Regions from separate parts of the Homo sapiens genome. Here all the other regions are linked to region 1. Evidence: chromatin loops called from intact Hi-C (ENCODE). Cell type or tissue: heart left ventricle. All regions are shown on one strand. Links, peaks and the distances in the headings refer to the core of each region. The heading gives the core; the rest is flanking DNA.

What was found. A loop is a pair of places that touch in the nucleus more often than their neighbours do. Peaks named below come from ENCODE experiments on the same cell type or tissue, not always from the same donor. Only the 100,000 strongest peaks of a DNase experiment are listed, where the experiment ranks them.
Region 2: a loop joins it to region 1, with 8 times the contacts of the local background. A loop is called at or near these places in 57 of 110 quality-filtered maps.
Region 3: a loop joins it to region 1, with 2.7 times the contacts of the local background. A loop is called at or near these places in 64 of 110 quality-filtered maps.

The regions. Positions count from the first base shown.
Region 1 is chr22:17,827,622-17,832,621 of GRCh38, forward strand. It overlaps MICAL3 (microtubule associated monooxygenase, calponin and LIM domain containing 3), which reads right to left. Exons shown (of 32, transcript NM_015241.3): 21 at 4,233-4,486; 22 at 23-160. Among named protein-coding and RNA genes, the nearest start is that of LINC00528, 53 kb to the left of the region's middle. In heart left ventricle, for the core only: CTCF peaks have their summits at 2,534 (motif pointing right) and 2,743; a DNase peak (open chromatin) is centred at 2,550; H3K27ac peaks cover 1,426 bases.
Region 2 is chr22:17,904,707-17,915,945 of GRCh38, forward strand. MICAL3 (microtubule associated monooxygenase, calponin and LIM domain containing 3) reads right to left here. Exons shown (of 32, transcript NM_015241.3): 2 at 1,843-2,180; 3 at 1-133. The coding sequence starts at 2,106. Among named protein-coding and RNA genes, the nearest start is that of MIR648, 71 kb to the right of the region's middle. RefSeq lists a silencer at 5,817-6,111 and enhancers at 6,308-6,357, 6,368-6,637. In heart left ventricle, for the core only: no CTCF peak of the experiment used is centred there; no DNase peak of the experiment used is centred there; H3K27ac peaks cover 3,070 bases.
Region 3 is chr22:17,886,206-17,891,205 of GRCh38, forward strand. MICAL3 (microtubule associated monooxygenase, calponin and LIM domain containing 3) reads right to left here. Exons shown (of 32, transcript NM_015241.3): 13 at 2,829-3,025; 14 at 1,118-1,230; 15 at 965-1,027. Among named protein-coding and RNA genes, the nearest start is that of MIR648, 92 kb to the right of the region's middle. In heart left ventricle, for the core only: a CTCF peak has its summit at 2,832; no DNase peak of the experiment used is centred there; H3K27ac peaks cover 2,577 bases.

The DNA.
Region 1 (5,000 bases), core at 1-5,000:
GCCTGGGGCTGGGAGTGTTTACCTCCGGAAGCAGAGGACTCAGAGGCCGGCGCCATCCTCTCTTCCTCCTCTCTCTCACGGATATGAGTCCAGTGCACGTCAGCCTGGATCTCCAGAGGATCCGCCGCGTGCATGACCTGCTGGAGCCTCTGGTTCCCGGCTAGTGTCCCAGGGTCAAGGGGTGGAGAAATGAGGTGGGGAAGGAGGGGATGAAATAGCATGGGAAAGGAAACAGAAAGAGAAGTTACAGCATTGGCCAGGGTCAGTATGAATCAGAAAGAAGTAAAAATTAAGAACATGTATGCACATGTATACACACACACACACACACAGACGCATGGACACACAGACACACACGCACAGTCCTTCTGCTCATTCAGTGTGACCTGGTCATTTCCAGCCGTATATGTACCATTCAATTCAGTGAAGAGAATCACACATTCCTTTCTGAGGCTCCTTTCATCCTGAGCTGCATTCAGGGGGCCCATGCACCAAGATGGAAAAAGAGCAGATTCCAGCCTGCTTCTGCAGGCCCAGCCCCAAGGGGTCACAAGGACCTGCTTTGTCCCTAGCACAGTGTGAGACCCCAGGATGCACTATCCTGCCCCTCTGCTGGTCACACAGCAAGGTGCCCACCACCACTCGCCCAGCTGATGGCCAGGTGACGAGAGAGGTGGGAAGAGATTGTGTCATTCTGCCGCCAGCCGGCCAGCTCACACAGGACAGAGATAGACTTTGCTGGCACTTCGGTTTGCATCTTCTGCAGCTGGAGCTGCTGCTGGAGAGAAAAAGTCCCCGTCCCTTAGTGGGCCTCATGCTGCATGCTGGGTCTGAGGCAAGGACACGGATCCCAGTGGAGGGTAGAGTCAGGGGAGGTGATGGCTGGGAGGGAAGCAGAGCTCTTTCATGTACGTTTCCAAACCCTTGGAATTTCACAGGCGAGAATGAGACCAACAGCTCTCTGAGGTCAAAGCCCTCACCTGAGAACTCCATGTGGTGCCCTGCTTATCACCTCTGGAAACAAGGCCTGGTTTCTCAGCTACATGGAAACTCACCAGTGGCCCCTCTGGATCCCTGCCCTGTGGGATCCCTGTACTTAGTGCTTGGACCGTGCCACACAGTTGGGTTAAGATAAAGGGACAGCTAGCAACTGGGAAGGGAAGGTGGCTGTTCAGCAGGTGCCACCTGATCTGAAGGATTCGTGTTCCTGCCAGGAGCCAGCTTCCATCTGGGAATGGGTGACATGCCTCCTCTGAGTCTAACCAGACAATCTGGCCTTGGCTTCAGTCACTATGACAGCCTCTTCAAGCAACAGGGAATGTGAAATGGGCAGAAAGGACCAGCAAGACCACCCAGTGTGATGCTGGCCCTGTGCTCTGCCGTATGTGGGGTATCAGCCCATTGTTGGAGCTGCTAGTCTCTATAGATTTGTTGCTGGCCCTGCAAGCCGTATGTGGAGTATTAGCCCCTTGTTGGAGTTGCTGGTCTCTATAGATGTTGCTGGTCTCTATAGATTTGTGGACTTTTTCTGAGGTGAATTTGCCTTTTTTTTTTTTTTTTTTGAGACGAAGTGTCGCTCTTGTTGCCCAGGCTAGAGTGCAATGGCACGATCTCAGCTCACCGCAACCTCCGCCTCCCAGGTTCAAGCAATTCTCCTGCCTCAGCCTCCCAAGTAGCTGGGATTACAGGCATGTGCCACCATGCCCGACTAATTTTTTATATTTTTTAGTAGAGACAGGGTTTCTCCATGTTGGTCAGACTGGTCTCAAACTCCCGATCTCAGGTGATCCACACGCCTCGGCCTCCCAAAGTGCTGGGATTACAGGCATGAGCCACTGCACCCGGCCGTCAATTTGCCTTTCTTTATGGTGCTGGGTGGGACTAAGTCACAGCAGAGTCACCTAACAGCCTGGATGCACAGGACTGAGGAAGGTAAGTCAAAGAGTGCAGGGCCTTTCTCTACCTTCTCAGCAACAAAGAGAAGAGACACATTCTTCTCTCAGAGTCCTGCTGTGCTTCCTGCTAATACATGCAGCCTTGGGGACTTATCGACAGCACAAGCCAGCATTTCCTCCTTTCTCAGAGAAACATTAAAGGCACCTGCACTGGCGATAGGTTTCCTGCATCAGAGAAGGAGCCAAGTCTTGGCTGGAGATGAGCTTGCAGTAAAACATATGCGGCATAGATGGGGCCGCATTCCATGAGGCCACTTCTGGAGCCTTCTCCAACTTCCTCCAGAACCTCTTCTGACTCACATGTTACTTTGCGCCTGACTGTCTGGGCAGGCTGGGACCAGGGAGAGTAGCCCAGTGAGATGTGTGCAGAGCCCGTCAGCACAGTTCCATAAAACACAGACCTTTGTCTGTGAGACATGCTCTTGGAGGCAAATTTTGGATGGCTGCCAGGGAGCTGGGGTAGAAGGTGGGCACGGGGTAAAGTGGGTACCTTTAAATGTCCTCAAATCTTCTTCCTGTGGGAGGTACCTGGCGCCACTGGCCTTGCAGTTCTGTGTCCCAGGGGCAGTACTCCCCTTCTACAGCAGGGGGAGCCAGAGACCCACACAGCATCAGGAATCCCACAGCGCGATCAAGCAGGGAGGGAAGAGAAGGGAGTAGTGGTGTCCAGCCACTGCCTGCACAGGCACCGTCGGCTGCCCGACAGACACACCTGCGCTAGGGACACAGGCTCCGGTCTGGGACTCTCGGAGTTTGGCTGAATCTGTCAGTATGTGTTTGTGTAGTTAAAGCTCTTTTCCTACAGGTTTGGTCTTGACGTTAGCACTAAGTCCAGGAAATTAAGTCTGCGTGAAGGAAAGCTCGGCTCAACTCTCCTGAAAAGGGAACGTGCTTCGACCCGAAGCTGTGCCAGGGCTCAAAGCTGCCGAGTGATCATCATCAGATGGAGATGACGATGTCTGGAACAGTGCAAACAAAACACCGTGCCCTGGACCAGCTGTGCATGCTCACTCTGCTGGCTAGCAGAGGCCACGCCGGCACCTGGCTCCGCAGACACGGCAGCATGGAGGGAGAGCCCAGATTCACAGACCCCATTTCTCCTAAGGCAGACAGGGTGTGGAGTGCGGGTCACTAAGGGCTGCCTGTGGGTCCTGCCCAGCCTCTGCCTCAGAGGGAAGAGTAGAGAACTGGGAGAGCAGGTCCTTAGGGAGCCCGAGGAAGTCCCTGACGCCAGCTGTTCTCGCGGACGCCCAACGGTGCGGTTCCTTCTGCTAACCCACCTCACTGGGGCCAACATCCTGGAGCTGCACAGCTCCCAGGGGACTGGATCAGGAACATGAGCCCTGTCAGGCAAGGGCTCAGCCCTGTGTGCCAGAGAAAACAGACCCCCGGATGGGACTGGGCAGCAAGCACACAGGTGCCAGGAGAAGCAGAGATGAGCACAGTGCCAGCTCTGCAGGGCCTGGGGTCACTGAGAACTCAACCGATCCTCTGACCGCTGCAGGGAGTCACTGGTGCTCAGAAATTAAAGGTCATGTCCTTCCTGCTCACTCCACATCTATCTTTTGGGGACTCAGATCTCCACCTGCCCTGGCTCCGTCTTCACCACCCCCCAGACTTCTGCGCTGCTGGAGCAGAGAAAGAATGGCCTTCTCTCCTGCACAGGCCCAGCAAGTCCCTCCTCATCACTTGAGGCCACACACACCCAGAGATGGGGCAGAATTGAAAAATCTCAAGTCCAAGGCAAGAGACTATTTCAGAACCAGCCAGAGTGGCTGGCCCCTGGGCCTGAGTATCCCTTCAGGACACTGTCCCCAAAACGCTGCCCTGCGTGCCATCAACTGAGCCCCATCCAGTGGGCACTAAGCTCATAGCCACCTCCGAAACCCTAGACTAGGATCAGGGAATCCTCTAGAAAGCTAAATTCCCTTTCCTTATTAATTTTTTCAACTGAAACTACAGGGCAAAAAGAGAAAACGAGGTGGAGACAAGTAGGAGTGGCCTAACTTGGATGAGTACTTGGACTGGCTCTCTGCCTTCCACTTCCAGTTTCTAAACCAATGTGCACAAGGGACATTACTTCCACTGCCAACCGCCTGCTCAACGCTACGGTGTCCTCCCCTCTGCCCCCCATGTCTTATGTCAGGAGGGGTGGTCCCTGGGCTGTGCAGGAGGCACGTCCGTGTGACGTCAGCCCCAGAAACCTCTTACACTCACGCATGAAACAGATCACTTTGGGGGGCAGGGCAGAGTTCGGAGCAGAGATTTTGTTCTGACCTTCACTGGACTCTTCCTCCTCCTCGTCATAGTCCTCCTCCTCCTCCTCTTCATATTCTTCCTCCTCCTCCTCCTCCTCTTCATTCCCAGGCCCAAAGCTCTTTGAGGCCTCTAGCTCCTCTTCACTTTTCCCTTTCAGAAGGGCATGGATCCGCACGGCCTCCTTCCACGGAACACCACCCAGGTCAGATGGGGGCAGGCGAGGCTCCTCCTCCTCCTCCTCTCCCTCCTCCTCCATCTCAGACTCGGAACTACTGTGAGGAAATAACCACATAGCCAGAGTGAGGGAATGAAGAAAAACTGAGAAGGGGAAGGGGAAGGGCCACCATCAGAAACAATGCATGTCAGGCAAAGCAGCTGCTGAGCAGGCGGAGAGAGACAGGAGGGAGGAGAGAGCGGCATCAGCAGGACAGGGTACCTGGGCATGAGAAGCCACCTACCCAAGCCCGACTAAGGGGACAAAGGGAAGAATGCCTCCTGCTCACAGACCTCACGCACTTCTCCTCAGGTGGATGGGGTAGGGAGGGGACCACCGAAGGCTGCCTGTGGGTCTGGCCCAGCCTCTGCCTGTGGAGGGGAGTGTGCAGAACTGGGAGAGCAGCTCCTCACGGAGCCCATGGAAGTTCCTGACTGCAGCCGCTCAAACTCAAGCCACAGCCCCATCCCTCAGGGTGCTTCAAGCAGCAAACACTGAGATCGCTGGTTTACGTTTCATAGACGGCCTCGAGGGCACAAGCAGGGCAGTGGACTCATTCTGATATAAACCCA
Region 2 (11,239 bases), core at 1-5,000, 77 kb after region 1:
TGAATGGCCAGAGATGCAAGACGTTGTTGCGGGAGAAGGCATCTCGTTTCTCAATAACAACCACCTTGGCCCCCAGTAAGGATAAGTCGATGGCTGTACGGAGACCACAGGGGCCAGCCCCAATGATGAGACACTGAAAAACACAGCTGCTTTCAGGGCAGGCGGCACTTCCAACAAACAATTCTCAAGAAGTCTCATGATTGTAAGATCATCACTCCCTAAAGCCCCGAAATAGGGCTATTCTCCCCACTGCCAAGAAACCTTCACACCTACGTGGGTCACAGCAGAGCACCTGCCATGGCTTAAGAGAAGAGCTAGTGATCACCACCATGAATGGAGAAGACAGAACCATCAGTGCTAGACACAAGCTCGGCACCTGTTCACCTTGGACAGCCTGGAAGGCCCTTGATCTGCAGCATATTTAAGTGGCCATCATCTCAACAAACGATATGACAATCAAATACAATCTTACATCAACAGGAGAGGACCATTTCGAAGGTTTCTAGGTCAGGCAGATTTCTGTCCAAAGAGATACAGAGTACTACATACACACTCCAGGCAATCTCAAGCCTCCTGGAATGAGTCTACCACACACATGATTCCCGGGAAGCAATTTTCAAGAGCCAAAGTTTTGTGTGCTAATAAGAGTTCCAAAATCCCCATTTCTAGACTGAACGTCCAGGAACATGATCTCGAAAATCCACACTCCAGAGAAGTACTGAGCAGGAGACTGGACACATATCTTAAGTAGTTTGCTCTGTGTGTGCGGAAGGAAAACGTGCAATGCTTTTGGCTTTGTTTTTGTTTTGTTCTTAGTGGAGTCCAGTACTCACTCATGAAAGTCATGCCTTTACAGTTCTTGAATTTTGCTGATGAATATCTACCCAAATGCAAATCCACTGGGGGTGGGGCTCTAGGTATCCCCTATTGCACAAATTAAAGCTCGTGAAAGAACATAACGTAGCCATGAAGTCATCTGCAAATTTGTGTCCCTGCTAGCTTGTTCCAAACTTCTCACACTAGGTGTTCTTCTAAGGAGGGAAGCAGGAAATGTACCTCTCCATATCCGCTTCCTCGCACCTACCCCGACAAAGGCAAGTGCATAACTCAGGTCTTTGCTTGGGCCTACCTGCTTCGTGGAAACCCCATTTCTCCACATGGTGAAGAAAGCAACAGAAATACTTTGGTTCACAAAGTCCTTGCTTATGAATCAAAACAGACTTTTGGAACATGGATGGGAAGAGGTTGGAAGCTTGTGGCAAATGCCAAGTTCGCAAACAGTATACCTTACCAGCTACTGAGTATGGAACTTTGGAAAGAGGACATGCCAAGAACCCCAAAGCCGTGTTCAGACAGGATACCAGCAGGGCTTGGCTATGTCCCTGCTAAGTGACCTGCATCCTCCGAACCACGTGAGGTTCAAAAGAGAGCTTCAGCAAAATAAAAGGTTCCCATGCCACTTGACTTTGGTTGTTCTTAAATACTTGAAACTTTGAACGCTCAATATGTAAATACATGAAACATGCTTAAAACAGGGTCTGGGTCATGCAAGTCAAACAAAAAGAGGTTAGACATCCACAAAATTTCAACAGGGTTGAAGCCTGATTTCTTATGCTAGGTTGTGGCTAGACTTTGCCTGGTTCTCACTCAGCCTACCTCTAACTCAATCCTCCTCTTTGGCACCTGGATATGGTCGATGGCTCTGGCACAGAACTTGCCATAGAACTTCTTGGCACCCAGACCTTGTAGATCATATATGGTGAATGGCCAGAGATGCAAGACGTTGTTGAGGGAGAAGGCATCTCGTCAGTGACCCCAGGGCCCAACAGGAGCAAAGCTTACCTTGGTGTTAGTGCACGCTTTTCCCTTTTTGTAGTCTTTGTGACTGCCCCGTTTGTCCAATTTTGCCCAGAGGGCTTTGGCTTTCCAGTAGTTAAGCTTGGACTTGAGCTTGTGATAGAAGGAGCGGTAGTCCTTTGGCTTTAGTTCCAGGTGGTCACAGAGCTCCTGGAAAGCCTTGAGGGTTCCCTTGCAGGTGGTGGCCTGGACAAACCGGTCAAAGAGGACATGAGCTGGGTTCATGGTCTCATGCTTCCTCTCCTCCATGCTGCCTCACTCTCAGCACTCCCCAGAGGGGGAGGTGGGATGGCTGTGGGTCCACCTGACACTGTCACGTTAATCTGACAAAAAGAAAGAAAAACGTGGTTAGCATTTCTCTGTCTACAAACATTCTCCAGGAGACATATTCCTCTTCAAAGCAGAGTTCTAAAGTGTCGCAGTCATCCATCCATAAGTGTGGACTGCACACCTGCAATACTCCAGGCACTACGAAACACTGGGGCTGGAAAGGTGAGCAGGATGGTTCTTGCTCTCAAGGATCTGACAGTCTAGGAGACGAGGCAGACACAGACACAGAATGTCTCAATGGACTGTACCAAGTGCCACTAGAGAGGGAGACACAAGGCCATCTCGGAAACAGAGAAAGAGGATCTAAGTCACTATTGGTGGTGAAGGGGGGGGGTCCCCACTGAAGGCGAGCCTCTGAGAGGTGACAGCTGAGTCTCTCAGCATAAATGTTAGCCAGGCAGGGAAGAGGTGTAGGACATGGGAAAGTGACAAAGACAGGCCTGAGTGACTCGTACAGATCAAAGAGGCAAGGATAACTCCCAGGTTTCCAGCTTAGGCCCCGGATTAAACGGAGACATCAGGCCAATGGATTAAAAACAGAAGCACTCCTTGGTGCCAGTGGAGCAGTGAGCCCCTTCCTCACCTGCACACGTGAGCTCCAAGTGGAGGTGCTTACCGGGAAGTCGGTACAAATGTGAAGTTCAGGGAGTGGCTGGGGACGCAGATCCAGATTTGGGAGTCGCTGGCACACGGGCAGTAGCTAAGCATACAAAAGCAGGAAGATCACGAAAGGAGAGTGCACAGGGCAGAAGAGCCGCAGACTCTGGAAGAGATCCAGGAGGCCCCACCTTCAAGAGGCTGGGAGAGAAAGATGAGCCCTCTTAAAAGATGAGGAACAGTAGGGAGAGGTCTGAAGAGAACCAACCAGCAGCATCACAGAAGTCTAAGGAGCAGAAAGTTCGAGAGTGTCAAAGTTGGCAGGGATTAAAAGAACTGAAGAAGTCCTGCTATTGCGTAAGGTACAGGGTTGGGAGACTTCACAGTCATTCCATTTTCACCCTGAATCGAATTGAACAGCAGTAAATGACGATATCTATGCCTTCCACCTATGGAAATGTCCGCACACCTACGTCCAGTGAGTCTGCTGGACAGAGGCTGGGAGGTGGGAGATGGCACCGCGTGTACTCCTGCACCCACCGGCTCCTGTGAGTCTGCAGAATCGTTTTTGCGTCACATCTGATGAAACCTCACCACTGGAACTGTATTGGAAGGTGGGAGGCAAAAGGACAAAGGACAAAACTAGTGAGTAGAGAGTGGGTCAGGGTGACAAGACGAGTGTGACCACAGGGCTGAGCCCACACAGCCAGACCCCAGCTGCACGACCCCGCTGCACAACTCTGGGTAAGCACTGTTGCACGAACCCTCAGTTTCCTTGTGTGTAAGACAAGGAGGTTAGACAGCGCCCCTAAGACTTTCTTTTTTTCTTTTTTTTGAGATGGAGTCTCGCTTTGTTGCCCAGGCTGGAATACAGTGGTGCGATCTCTGCTCACTGCAAGCTCCACCTCCTGGGTTCACTCCGTTCTCCTGCCTCAGCCTCCCAAGTAGCTGGGACTACAGGCACCCGCCACCACGCCCGGCTAATTTTTTGTATTTTTAGTAGAGACGGGGTTTCATCGTGTTAGCCAGGATGGTCTCAATCTCCTGACCTCGTGATCTGCCCGCCTCGGCCTCCCAAAGTGCTGGGATTACAGGTGTGAGCCTGGCCAAGACTTTCACTTCTGAAGTTCTCCAAGGCTACTGCTGAGAAATCCACATGCCCACAGCACTTGCTCCTGGTGCTCTCATCACAATGGCCCAGCACAGGCACATCACCAATTCACCACGAGAGTGACCAACACAACTGGACTGGACTTTGCTTTAAAGATGTACCCTTGGGGTTGGGTGCAGACAGAGGAAGGGAGTGGTTGATGCACTACGTTCAGCAGGCATGTAGAAGCAAGAGACTGCCCACTATTCAGCTGCAGGTGCTGCTGAAACCAACTCTTGGAAGACAGGCACCATGTTCCAGAATGATACAGAAGAGGCCCTGAAGCTCTTACTTTGGGTAAGCACACTGAGCAGCAGTGTGAAGTAGAAATGACATGCCACTTCTCTCCGCACCTCACCATGGTATCACAGGATTAAACCAAACCAAATGAGATGCATCTTAAGTTTCATGAGAGAAAGTTGTAACTAAATACAAGGAACTGCCCTCTCCACCTTATATTTTCTATGTCAACAGACACAACACTCGTCACATAATGTGGAGGATACATTGCAGATGGAACACACTGGCTGGGCTTTTCGCCTCAAATATATCACGTACTCAACAAACCCTCCTGGCTCTAGATATTAAAAACTATACTGCTGGCCCAGTGTGGTGGCTCATGCCTGTAATCCCAGCACTTTGGGAGGCCGAGGTGGGTGAATCACTTGAGGTCAGGAGTTCAAGACCAGCCTGGCCAACATGATGAAACCCTATCTCTACCAAAAAATACAAAAATTAGCCAGGTGTGGTGGCACACGCCTGTAATCCCAGCTATTCAGGAGGCTGAGGCATGACAATTGCTTGAATTCGGGAGGCGGAGCTTGCAGTGAACTGAGATTGTGCCACTGCACTCCAGCCTCAGCGACAGAGTGAGACCCTGTCTCAAAACAAAACAAAACAAAAACAATACACTGTTAACACACATAGCTTCTCTCAATAGCCACATGGCCAAGAGGCCAGCAAGAAATGGAGTTAACTGGAATTAACATTCAGTTTCCCCAAAAAAGAAAGGTTTTATTCTAGGTAGCAGCAAGAGAAATACTTTACAGTTCCTAAAAAGGGCCCATTATTTATCTTACAAGCCAAGGCTTATCTTAGAAATGTTAGAAAGTCAAAAGATGGCTTGTAGGGCAGGAAAGAGCAGATGTGCTTATGTGAAGGCAGGAGAAATGGTGACAGCTGACAACCCATGACTAGAAACAAAGGTCCCACACCATTTTCTACATCAGGGACCCTCTTTGCCTCCTGACCTCTTTGTGGGACTTCTGAGGCTTCACTTGCTCTTTGACAAGCACACAGCATGGCACAATCCTGACCCTGTGTGCCCTGCCTGCATTCACAGTCAACCTGAACTCCACCAGAGTCACAGTGTTTGGTAAGCTTTGCATACACTGGGTCTGATCCACCGCTACCTCATGTCAAAGAAGAAAATGACTTTTCTTTGTTTCTAAACAGTAGCCACTTTCAACTCCTTGCCAGGATTCAGAGCACTCAGAACCATGACATTCTTGCTGAAGCCAATACATTAAAGGTCCTGCAACCCATAACTCCAAAATCCTTCCCGTCATAGCGCCTGCCTTGGCTTACACCTACCCTGAAAGAGGGTCTTGGGCACTTATTTCCCAAGAAGAGTTCTTACGTGTGAGCTAACAACCCCATGGCTGGTTGTCACCCACTCGGTTTGAAATAATTCACTTCCAAAGAGCTGCTAACCGCCACAAAGAATTTCCAAATCAAACCCCACTACAGAGGAACGGCTTCACTAATAACTGTCCCCAATCCTTCTGCTAGTGAAAACACTTTTAAATTAACAGATGTCAGCCACAGCTCCCAGAGAGCTGCAGAGCCAACCAGCAGGCAAGTTTTAATTCCCCGGCCGAAGAGATTTCGACCTGCAGGGCACTGGTGACAATGGATGAACAGAGGCAGGATGGCTCCTGGAACAATGCGACCGGCACCCAAGGTAAGACGACACAAGATGAATTCCCTTGGGCTGCCTCACTTTTCCTGCTTTGCAGCTGAATGATGACTGCAGCGCAAAGACTCCTCCAGAGTGTGACAGCATTGCTCTGTGGCTCTGCTGGGCTGGGCCTGTCTCACTCTGCAAGGGGCTTACCCGGCATTCTCCTTGGCTCTGACAACAGCCGGGAAGCACAGCAGAGCAGGGCTATTTCTGTTACCGCCCCCATTTCCCTCATTCCTTAAGGTCAAAGCCAGATCATGCTCCTCCTGGCCTGTCCTGCACCACCCTGTGTACAGTTCATAATCACAGGAACCTGGAGACCAGGAAACCTGGCAGGAAGGTGCCAGAAATCCCAGAAACTGAAAAGCCAAGGTGTGCAAGGAAGGGGTAGAGGAAGTGAGGAGCCGGGTTGGGGGCTGGGGGAGGAAGAGGAGGTGATGCCAGGTTTCCAGGCATCTGTGAGTCTCTGCCAGCTGACTCCAGCCTGCATGTTTTGTCCGCAGCAGCTGACTGCTGACTCAGAAGCCCCGCATGGGCCTTGGCTGTGGAGGATGGCACTGCAGAGACGGCCTCTGAAGCACACGCAGGACATGGTTATGTTTCTATTTATAACAATAGTTGAAGGTTGTCACTGACTTCTGGCTGGCTATGAGAACACTCAATCTCTAGCTCTTAGAAGAGGTAGCTGGATGTTTGTGGGGGAGTAGAAAGGAGAATCATGTTTAAAAATAGAAAAAAAAAAAGAAACAAAACAACAAAAAAGAATGACACTTCAAGAGTATGGCATCAGAGTGAAGCTTAGTTTTCTCCCTAGCCAATGCACCATGAACACACCAGCGAACGTGCAAATTTCTGAATCTTACACAGCAATCTGTGAACTGCGCCTTCCCCTAGCCCATTCAGTCAGAGGTATGTCTCATCTAAACAGATCTTGAAAGCGGGTGGAAGGCCAGGTGAGGTGGCTCATGCCTGTAATCCCAGCACTTTAGGAGGCCAAGGTAGGAAGATCACTTGAGCCCAGGAGTTCAAGACCAGCCTGGGCAAGACGGTGAGATCCTGTCTCTTCAAAAACAAAAAAATTAGCTGGGTGTGGTGGCATTCGCCTGTGGTCCCATCTACATGCGAGGCTGAGGTGGGAGGATTGCTTGAGCCCAGGAGGTCGAAGCTGCAGTGAGCCATGATCATGCCACTGCACTCCAGCCTGGGAAACAGAGCAAGATCCTGTCTCAAAAACCAAAAAAAGAAAAAAGTAGGTGGAGAGGAACACTTGATCATATTTTCCCTCAGAAACCAGGACCCAAATCGCCAACATGCCTCGGGCTCCTGATCTGTCTTCCTTCAACATAGGCAACTTAGCATCATTATTTGAAAAGCCTGTCCTTTCCGTACTGAGTAGTCCTGGTATCCTTGTCAAAAATAATTTGACCGTAAGTGAGGTGCATGAGGCTGAAGCAGGAGGATTATTTGATCCTCCCAGGAGCTAGACTCCAGCCTGGGCAACATAGCAAGACCCCATCTCTTAACAAAACATAGTTTGACCATATATGTTAGGGTATGTTTCTGGGCCCTCTATTGTATTCCATTGGTTTATATGTCTGCCTTTATGTCAGTACCACACTGTTTTGATTAGTATAGCTTTATAGTAAGTTTTGAAATCAGGAGGCATGAGTCCTCCAGCTTTGGTCTCCTTTAGAAGGGCTGTTTTGGCTATTCAGGGTCCCTTGAGATTCCATGTAAATTTTAGGATGGGTTTTTCTATTTCTGTAAAAAAAAAAAAAAAATCATTGGGATTTTGATAGGGATTACACTGAATGTGTATTGTTTGGGTAATTGTGACATCTTAACAATAGTAAGTCTTCCAACCCATAAGCGTGAATTTGTTCTCATTTATCTTTTAATTTATTCCAGTGATGTTTTTTAGTTTTCACTGTACAAGGCTTTCACCTCCTTGGCTAATTCCTAAGTGTTTTATTATTTTTGATGCTACTGTAGACAATTATTTTCATCATTTCCTTTTCAGACTGTTCACTATTAGTATATAAAAATGTAACTGATTTTTGTGTATTAACTTTGTATCCTGCTACTTTGTTGGATTTATGTACTAGCCTTGAACAGGTTTTTCTGGTGGAATCTGTAGGATTTTCTACACATAAGATCATATCATCTACAAATGGAGATAACTGTCTTCCTTTCCAATTTGGATGCCTTTTAATTTCTTTTTCTGGCCTAACTGCTCTGGATAGAACTTCAGGATTATGTTGGATAGAAGAGGCAAAAGTGGGCATCTTTGTCTTGTTCCTGATCATACGAGGAAAAGCTTTCTGTCTCTCACTGTTGAACATAACACGTACCATGGTTTTTCGCATATGGCTTTTACTAGGTGAAGGTAATTTTCTTCTATTCCTAGTCTGGTGAGTATTTCTATCATGAGAAGGTATTGAATCCACATGTATTGCATCCTGGGATCTATCCTGACTCTCCATCCTATTTATCATCAAGCTGACACTCAGCAGGATGGAGAGGAAACATGAAGCCAGCTCCTCCCCCCACCACTGTGCCCTTCCCCTCTCCTGCCTGTCACCCGGCTGCACTCCTCATCTGCTCCTGCCACTCTGCAAGGACATTATTTAAATGTCTCTCTCCTCCATTGTGAACTTCCTTAGGGCAGGGACTGGGTCTCTGCGCTATAACCCGACCTGGAGTAGAAATAAGTCGTGTTTCTGTGGAGGTGACGAGGGTAGGATGGAGCCCAGCAGCTCTGTACTTGAAGGACCGGTCCTGGGGAAAGCACTAGCCTGGCCTGCGTGGCTGCGGAAGGTGAAGGAGACCTGGACACATGTTAGAGAAAGACTTCCAATGTGCTACCAAAACGTGGTATCCAGGAATGCAACAGTCAGCCTGGGCGGGCAGTGACAGTCTAACAGGAACACTGCAAGAGTGTGGCATTTTTCTCATGACCAGCACTCTGCTTGGCTGGGTGTGGATGACCCCTCTCTAGAGGCATCTGAGAAGAGCCAGACCCAGATAGCCTCTGGGTTCTCTTCCAAGTCCCTAATCCTGCAGGACTGTAGTACAGTCCTAACACTTATGTTGTATCTTTTCTAATTTTCATTTCTATTCTTTGCTAACAACCTATTTCTTCATGAAAACCAAGTTAAGAACATCCACGCAGCTGAGAAATGAAGTAAGTCAGAAGTGACCTGACCTCTGCCTTGCAGTTCTGTCACCCCAAACACATTAAAATGTCTGAATCATAGCGAGGCACCCAATAAACACAATCACTGATGATGACGTCAACTCACGTTCAAAGTAACCCCCAAAACAAGCAATCAAGAAGAATGCCTGAGGCTCACCATCCTACAGTCTCCTCATCTGTAAAATGAAAATCACAGGGTTTTGTAGGAAGTAAGGTAACGAATGTAAAATGTTTATCAGTGCCAGGAACAGAGCAAGGACCAACCCACAGTAGCGCTGTTATCATCCAGCAGTTTATCAATAAACTCCAGCAATGAAAGCGCATACTCAGTCTAAATAAAAACGGAACAACAGGGTTCAGATGGTTTTGTTTTTTGAAGGAAAGAAAAATGGTTTGGAACTTTCTCTGCTCCATTATCACTCTTCCCCTCTCCACTCCATCTGTTCTAGAAAGCGTGAGAATGGCATTGGGTGGAGGGGGGTGCTAAAGGAGTAAGATCTGTGTAAGTCCTGCTAAACTGTAGTGTTAAACAAGACAGATAGAAGATACTGAGTCGTTACTACTCGGTGCCACATCCACGCCTATGGCATCTTCACCACCATCCCGCGAGGCAGGATGTATGACCTCCATTTTGCAGATGGGGAAAGGCATGTTTTGGGTCCAGACTTGTCCAATTGAGAGCCTAAGTCCTTAGCCATCATGAAAAACCACCTGAGAATACAGCTTGAGAAATGAAAGCTCATGAGAATGCATGCCTCCAGTCCCTAACCACCCGAGAGCAGGAACTTGCCTGCCAGGAAGATAGCTGCCCAGCTAGCAATGGATATGCAGTTTCAAGTAAATTTAGCAAGGACACACAATACAGGATTCTTTTTCTCCTCATGATTTATCACTGCATCTGCTCCTTTGAAATGGAGCCCTTTCCAAATGGCAGTGAGAGCAGTCTGGTTTCACAGTAATTCTTCTTACTGGCTGCCAAAAGGCTAAGCAACTAAAACAGTGCTAACACAGTATGTATCAGTTGGCATTCTGCGGCAGGCTCTTGCACCCCAGCCATCAGCAACGCCTATGAGGAGTCAATGACAAAACATTTTCCAATCACCTAATACTACTCCATCCATTGTAGGAGCTTGGGGAAGGACAGAAGGTGGACCTCAACCTGCCCACTGTCAACAGTACAGACCAAAAGACCCACACCTTCCTGACCCACTAATCTAAGAGCCCTGCCCTCAGGGGTGATGAAAGGCCTCTGGGTGGGGAGAAAGCCTCATTGAGGATGTGGGAAAACACAACCAAAGGAGAATCCCAAAAAAAAGCTGTTCTCCTCAAGGGCCGGAATCCAATCTATAACGTCGGTGCAGAAGTCAGTGCAGTTACTTTTGCCGTTACTTTTAATAGCAAAAACCGCACTGACTTTTGCACCAACCCAACACTCTGCTTAGCACCATGTACTCAGTTCCAGGCACACAGCAGGTGCTCAATAAGGTTCTGCTGATTAAAGGGCTACCCGGTCACCTACACTTGGGCAGACCCAGGAAGCTGGCTGGTTGGTAGGCCGTACAGGGCAACCTCCAGGCCACTGCACACAGGGACTCAGAGAATGCCAAGCCTCCAGCAGTCCGAAGGGAGAGAAATACCTCACGAGATGACCGGAGAACTTGTGGGAAACATGCAAGGTCCTACCAAGGCACTCGGGTCAGGTCGCTTCCTCCCTCTTGCAGGGGCAGAGCCTGCAGCTAAGGCTTTCCGACGCTGGCCCAAAACACAGCTGGCAGGAGACTAACCTGGAACAGAATATGGGGTTTCTCAGGTGTCTCGCCTGCCTGTCGTCACTGCCACAGAACCACAAAATACACTGCAGTCAAGGCTCAGCACCATCTGAAAGGTCATCTAGGCCCACCAGCCACCCCACACCTGCCTATCGATGACATGTCAACGGCACCAAGCTGAGCAGCTTGCAATCAATGTTCATTTCTCAAGGATTCGATTTCTGTGTAGAAGACCAAAATAGGCTGGGTGTGGCGACTGATGACTGTAAACCCAGCCCCTTGGGAGGCTGAAGCAGGAGGATTGCTTCAGAAGGAGTTCAAAACCAGACTGGGCAATATAGCAAGACCCTCATCTCTACAAAAAATTAAAAAATTAG
Region 3 (5,000 bases), core at 1-5,000, 59 kb after region 1:
AGGTAGGGCCGTATAAAGAGTACTGGGACCTGTGCTGGTACTGCCACATTCCAGGAAGCCACTGCCCTCGAACACATGTATGAACCAAAGAGACAAGGAGGCCCTGGTGCACGTGTGTGCATCCCTGGTGTGCTCTGGAAAATTAAACAAAGGCAAACATCCACAGAAAAAACCAGAGAGGCCAGGCATGGTGGCTCACACCTGTAATCCCAGGACTTTGGGAGGCCAAGATGGGTGGATCACTTGAGGCCAGGAGTTTGAGACCAGCCTGGACAACACGGTAAAACCCCATCTCTACTAAAAAATTAGAACAATTTGGCCGGGTGTGGTGGCTCATGCCTATAATCCCAGCACTTTGGGAGGCCAAGGTGGGCGGATCACTTGAGGTCAGGAGTTCGAGACCAGCCTGGCCAGCATGGTGAAAATCCGTCTCTACTAAAAATACAAAAATTAGCAGGACATGGTGATGCACACCTGTAATCCCAGCTACTTGGGAGGCTGAGGCATGAGAATCGCTTGAACCCTGGAGGTGCAGGTTGCAGTGAGCCGAGATTGCACTACTGCACTCCAGCCTGGGTAAGAGAGCCAGACTCTGTCTCAAAAAAAAAAAAAAAAAAATTACAAAAATTAGCTGGGTGTGGTGGCACATGCCTGCAATCCCAGCTACTTGGGAGGCTGAGGCAGGAGAATTGCTTGAACCCAAATCCAGGAAGTGGAGGTTGCAGTGAGCCCAGATCGTGCCACTATACTCCAGCCTGGGCAATGGAGAAAGACTCTTGTCTCAAAAAAAAAAAAAAAAAAAAAAAAAAAAGAAAATAAAAAAAAGAAAAGAAAAAGCCCAACAGAAATTCTCATAAAGGATGAATATGAAAAGACCTAGCAATACCAATGTGGAAATGAAGAATTTTAACCAAAAGGGGCTATTCCACATGACCATTCTAGCAATTCCCCAAGTGAATCTCACCTCCTCTGATTGACTGGTCTTTCTCCTCTTCCCAGCACCATCCAAGTCCTTTTCCTTTTTATCCTGTACCAAGGGAGGAGGGAAACTGCATTATTCTAGCCATACATACCTTGCCATTAGCTTTGCAGCCCATCAAGAGACTCCTCCACATACCTTGGGAGAACGCTTCCGAGAGATGGTCTGGCCAAGTTTGCTTAGGAAGGAGATAGGGGATCTGGTGCTGGCTATCAGGACTGCTTTCTCCTCGGCATTTAGGTCCAAGGTGTCTGGGAATAGAAACCAGTGATGTTCAAGCACAGCCCTTGAGGGCGCCGCAAAATCCTGACCAAAACTACTCTCCCTCGTGGATGGTTCGCAGAGCCTCAGAAGGCTCTAAAGGTTCACCAGCTCCAGGACAAGCATGTGGTCTCAGTAGGAAACGCCACGGAGGAAATGCATACTTGGGTATGGACATTGAACCTTCTTTTGTTCATCCACATAAACAAAAATGACTCTTCTTCCCAATCTACTACAGTTACCAAAACCCGCACTTTTGCTTTTCAAAAGTTGGAAGCTGGCTGTGATTGTTAGTTACAGCAGAGTGCTGAAGGCTCGTTTTTGTGACAAAAATTTCAGGACAGAGAGAGAGGGAGGGAGAGAGAAAAGCAGAGAGGCGATGAACTCAGGGTTCCTGGTTTTAGTGTATGCAGATGCCACACTCTGAGCTGCACACAGATGGGGGTGGCACTGAATGGGTACGTCGATGTTAGAGCTGTGGCTTTCTGTTGTAAGAACGTCATGGCTAACCAGGAAAAGCCACAGATCCTTACAAGAATATATGGGCTGGAAAGCACTGGAGGGTGGTAACACAAGCTTTTTGGATTTCAATGTTTCATTAGTAACAACAGCAATTTTTAAAATAGTCATTAATTCATAGTAAATCACTAACATTTATTAAGTACTTCCACTGGCCAAACATCCTTCTTGGCACATCACAATGTAATTATACATATTATCCCCATTTTACACCCGTTACCCCATTTTACAAGATAGGTTGACGGAAAGTGAGACACAGGAAAATTGAGTAACTTGCCTAAGGCCAAGTGGAAGCCTGGGATACTGTAAATCCAGGTCAGACCCCACAGCCAACACTCTAGCCTCAACCTACACTTACTCTAAGGGACAATTAATGACAACAGGAATATTTTTTGTAGCACTATGAGAGCCTGAGACAGCAAGCTGAGAGACAAGCAAAGATTTTTGGGAAGTGCTAACAAGTAGGAGTAGAAAGAAGCCAAGAGAATGCACAGTGACAGGAGAAAGAAGGGCAACAAGAGTGGTTCAGGATCACAGACACAGAGGAGACAAGATAATTCCACGAAAAGGGACATCGTTCTCCGGTGCTCAACAATGCAGAAAAGCAAGTGCATGAGAGATGGGAACTGAGAAAAGAGTAGGAGGTGGGAATCCTCCTCACTGGGGAACAGCTGCAGTAGCGCGGTATGAAGAGAAGCCGGATTATAACCCGTTACAAAGTTTGGGCCGTGCAGAAGCAGAGGCCACAAGCACAAGCCACTTCTTCAAAAAGGCTGGCTCTGAGAGCACGAGCACTAGAAGGTGGTGGTCACGGAAAAAGACGGCACAGGAACGATTTCTGCATTTTTATAAATGCAGTGAGAAAGAAAGGAGGGGTTGAGAACACACTACTAGAGAAGGGAGAAACAATGAAGCAAAGCTCCAGAGATTTCCCTGACAGCTAACTGGTAAAAACACAGAGTAACTTTGTGTTTGGTGGCACTGCTGCGGGACAGTCGGAAGGAAGGAAGAACAGCCGGGCCACAGCACAGCAGCAGGGGGCCGCAAAGCAGCTCCTTCCAGGCCTTACCGCTAGAGGGGAGGGAGTCCTTAAACATCTCGTAGAACTGAGTCAGGTACATCACCATGGACAGCTTATCAGGCTCCCCCACGGAGGCCATTTCTTTGCCTGTCATGATGGGAGAAATGCCCAATTCCTTCTCAGCAATGTCAAAGGCCAGTTGGTTATTCTTCTCCACATTTTGCTCATCCAAAGAATCAAAATCTCTGAGAAACAGGACAAGGAAAACATATCAAGATAGGTTGACAGTCCTTAAACAGAAACGCAGTATCCTGGAGTCATCGTCCTTTCTCTGTTTTCAGCTAAAATCCAGGGTGCTGTGCATCGCTGACATTTGAGAGCAAACCTGTCTTATCTCACCTCTTGTTCTTTTTCTTTTTACTGAGGAAAAGCAAAGCAACCTCAGGAAGTGATGAAAGGTCTACCCACCAAAGAAAAAAAGGGAGAAAGTCAAAAAACGACTCTCATTTTTCTAGTAACACAAATTTACTACTAAAATGTGAGCTCGAGAATAGGGACTGGCTGGGCACAGTGGTTCACACCTGTGATCCCAACACTTTGGAAGGGTGAGGCAGGAGAATTGCTTGAGCCCAGGAGTTCAATTTAAATTAAAAATTTAATTCAAATTAAAAATTAGCTAGGCATGGCGGCATATGCCTACAGTCCTAGCTACTTGGGAGGCTGAGGCAGGAGAATCACTTGAGCCCGCAAGTTCAAGGTTGCAATGAGCTATGACTGTGCCACTGCCCTCTATCCTGGGAAATAGGGCGGGACCTGTCTCTAAAAATAAAAATAAAAAATAATAGGAACTATCTTTAATATATCTTGATCCTTGTGTATGGCCCATCCACATTAAACTAATGTCAAAACATGATACATCTCCCATTTGGATCAGATTGCTCCTACAGGCCTGGGACTATCACCCACCATGGCCCTTAGACCTGACAAGCTGTTAAGGTACTAAATCAGCTCTGATCAATCTTAGCCTTCTCCTGGAGGGGAAATTCCAAAATCCTCCTCAAAAAATTTTTCCATTGCTAAGTTTCCTATTTAGATTAATGGCCATTTCCTACTGGGTTTAAGCCTCTTGCTTTTCAGAAGACTGATCGCATTCTTCTTTACATGACTTCAGGTTAACCCAGCAGCCCTTAATTCTGTGTTAATCTAGGATCCCACAGCATTTTCCATTTTCTCAAACTCCTCCTCACCATAGGTTCAGCCTCTGAAACTATGACCTCACTGCTGCTGAACAGTGCCGCGCTGTCCCTGTGCTGCTTTGCCTTCCTAGAAGACGGTCCCCTAACCTTCTCCAGGCGCCCCTCCACCCCCACCTGCTAGGCTCCCTCAACCACTTCTGCCTGTTCCCTTTGGAACAGAGCTGACTCACCTGCCCATCCTCTGCCACTGATCACAATCTTTCCCAAGCTGCTCTTCCTTGCCCTACCCCCTTTCTTTGGCAGGAGTGAATAAGCCCTATTTTTACTTACTTGCTATCAACTTCTGGGTGAGCTAAGTGACAGGAGCACCAGAGGTCACTTACCTCCATCCAAGCACACCAGAAATCCCCATTTGTAATCCACACTGCACAAGGCTATTTTTACCAGCTCTTGCCTTGTCAGTTTATAACCATCATATAAATAGCAACTATATCTTGTAGGATTCCTTAAGCAATCATTAAACAAAACAAACAGAAATTGGCCCCTTAAGTGGACCTAATGATGAAAAGGACAGGAAACCAAAATAATGCAACATGCTCTGCTTCTGAATCCTTCGGTTTGGCTTCCGTGGTAACAAATGCCGATGGGGGAACCTGGGTGTGCTGGTCCCCGCAGCTGACCTGGGGTCACCCTAGAACTCTGATTCTGTAGACAGGTGAGTGGAGAATGGCCAAAGGAGATGTCACTGGGATAGGTGGGTAGGACAACAGAGTATGTCTGTAAAAAACGCAGTCTTTAACACAGAGAAAATACCAATGAACCATCATAAATTGGTCAACTGTTCATGATGTTTTGCTTTGTTAGTAGTGACACATTTGCCTTGAGCTGGCCAAATGTTCTAGCCAGGTTTCCCTTGTGACCCATAGAATTTGAGAGACAGCTGGCCGAAATGAAGAGTTCAACCGGGGCCAATAAACAGTTTTCCTTTGTGGGAAGCTAACAGGCCCAGGTGGGTGTCAAAACC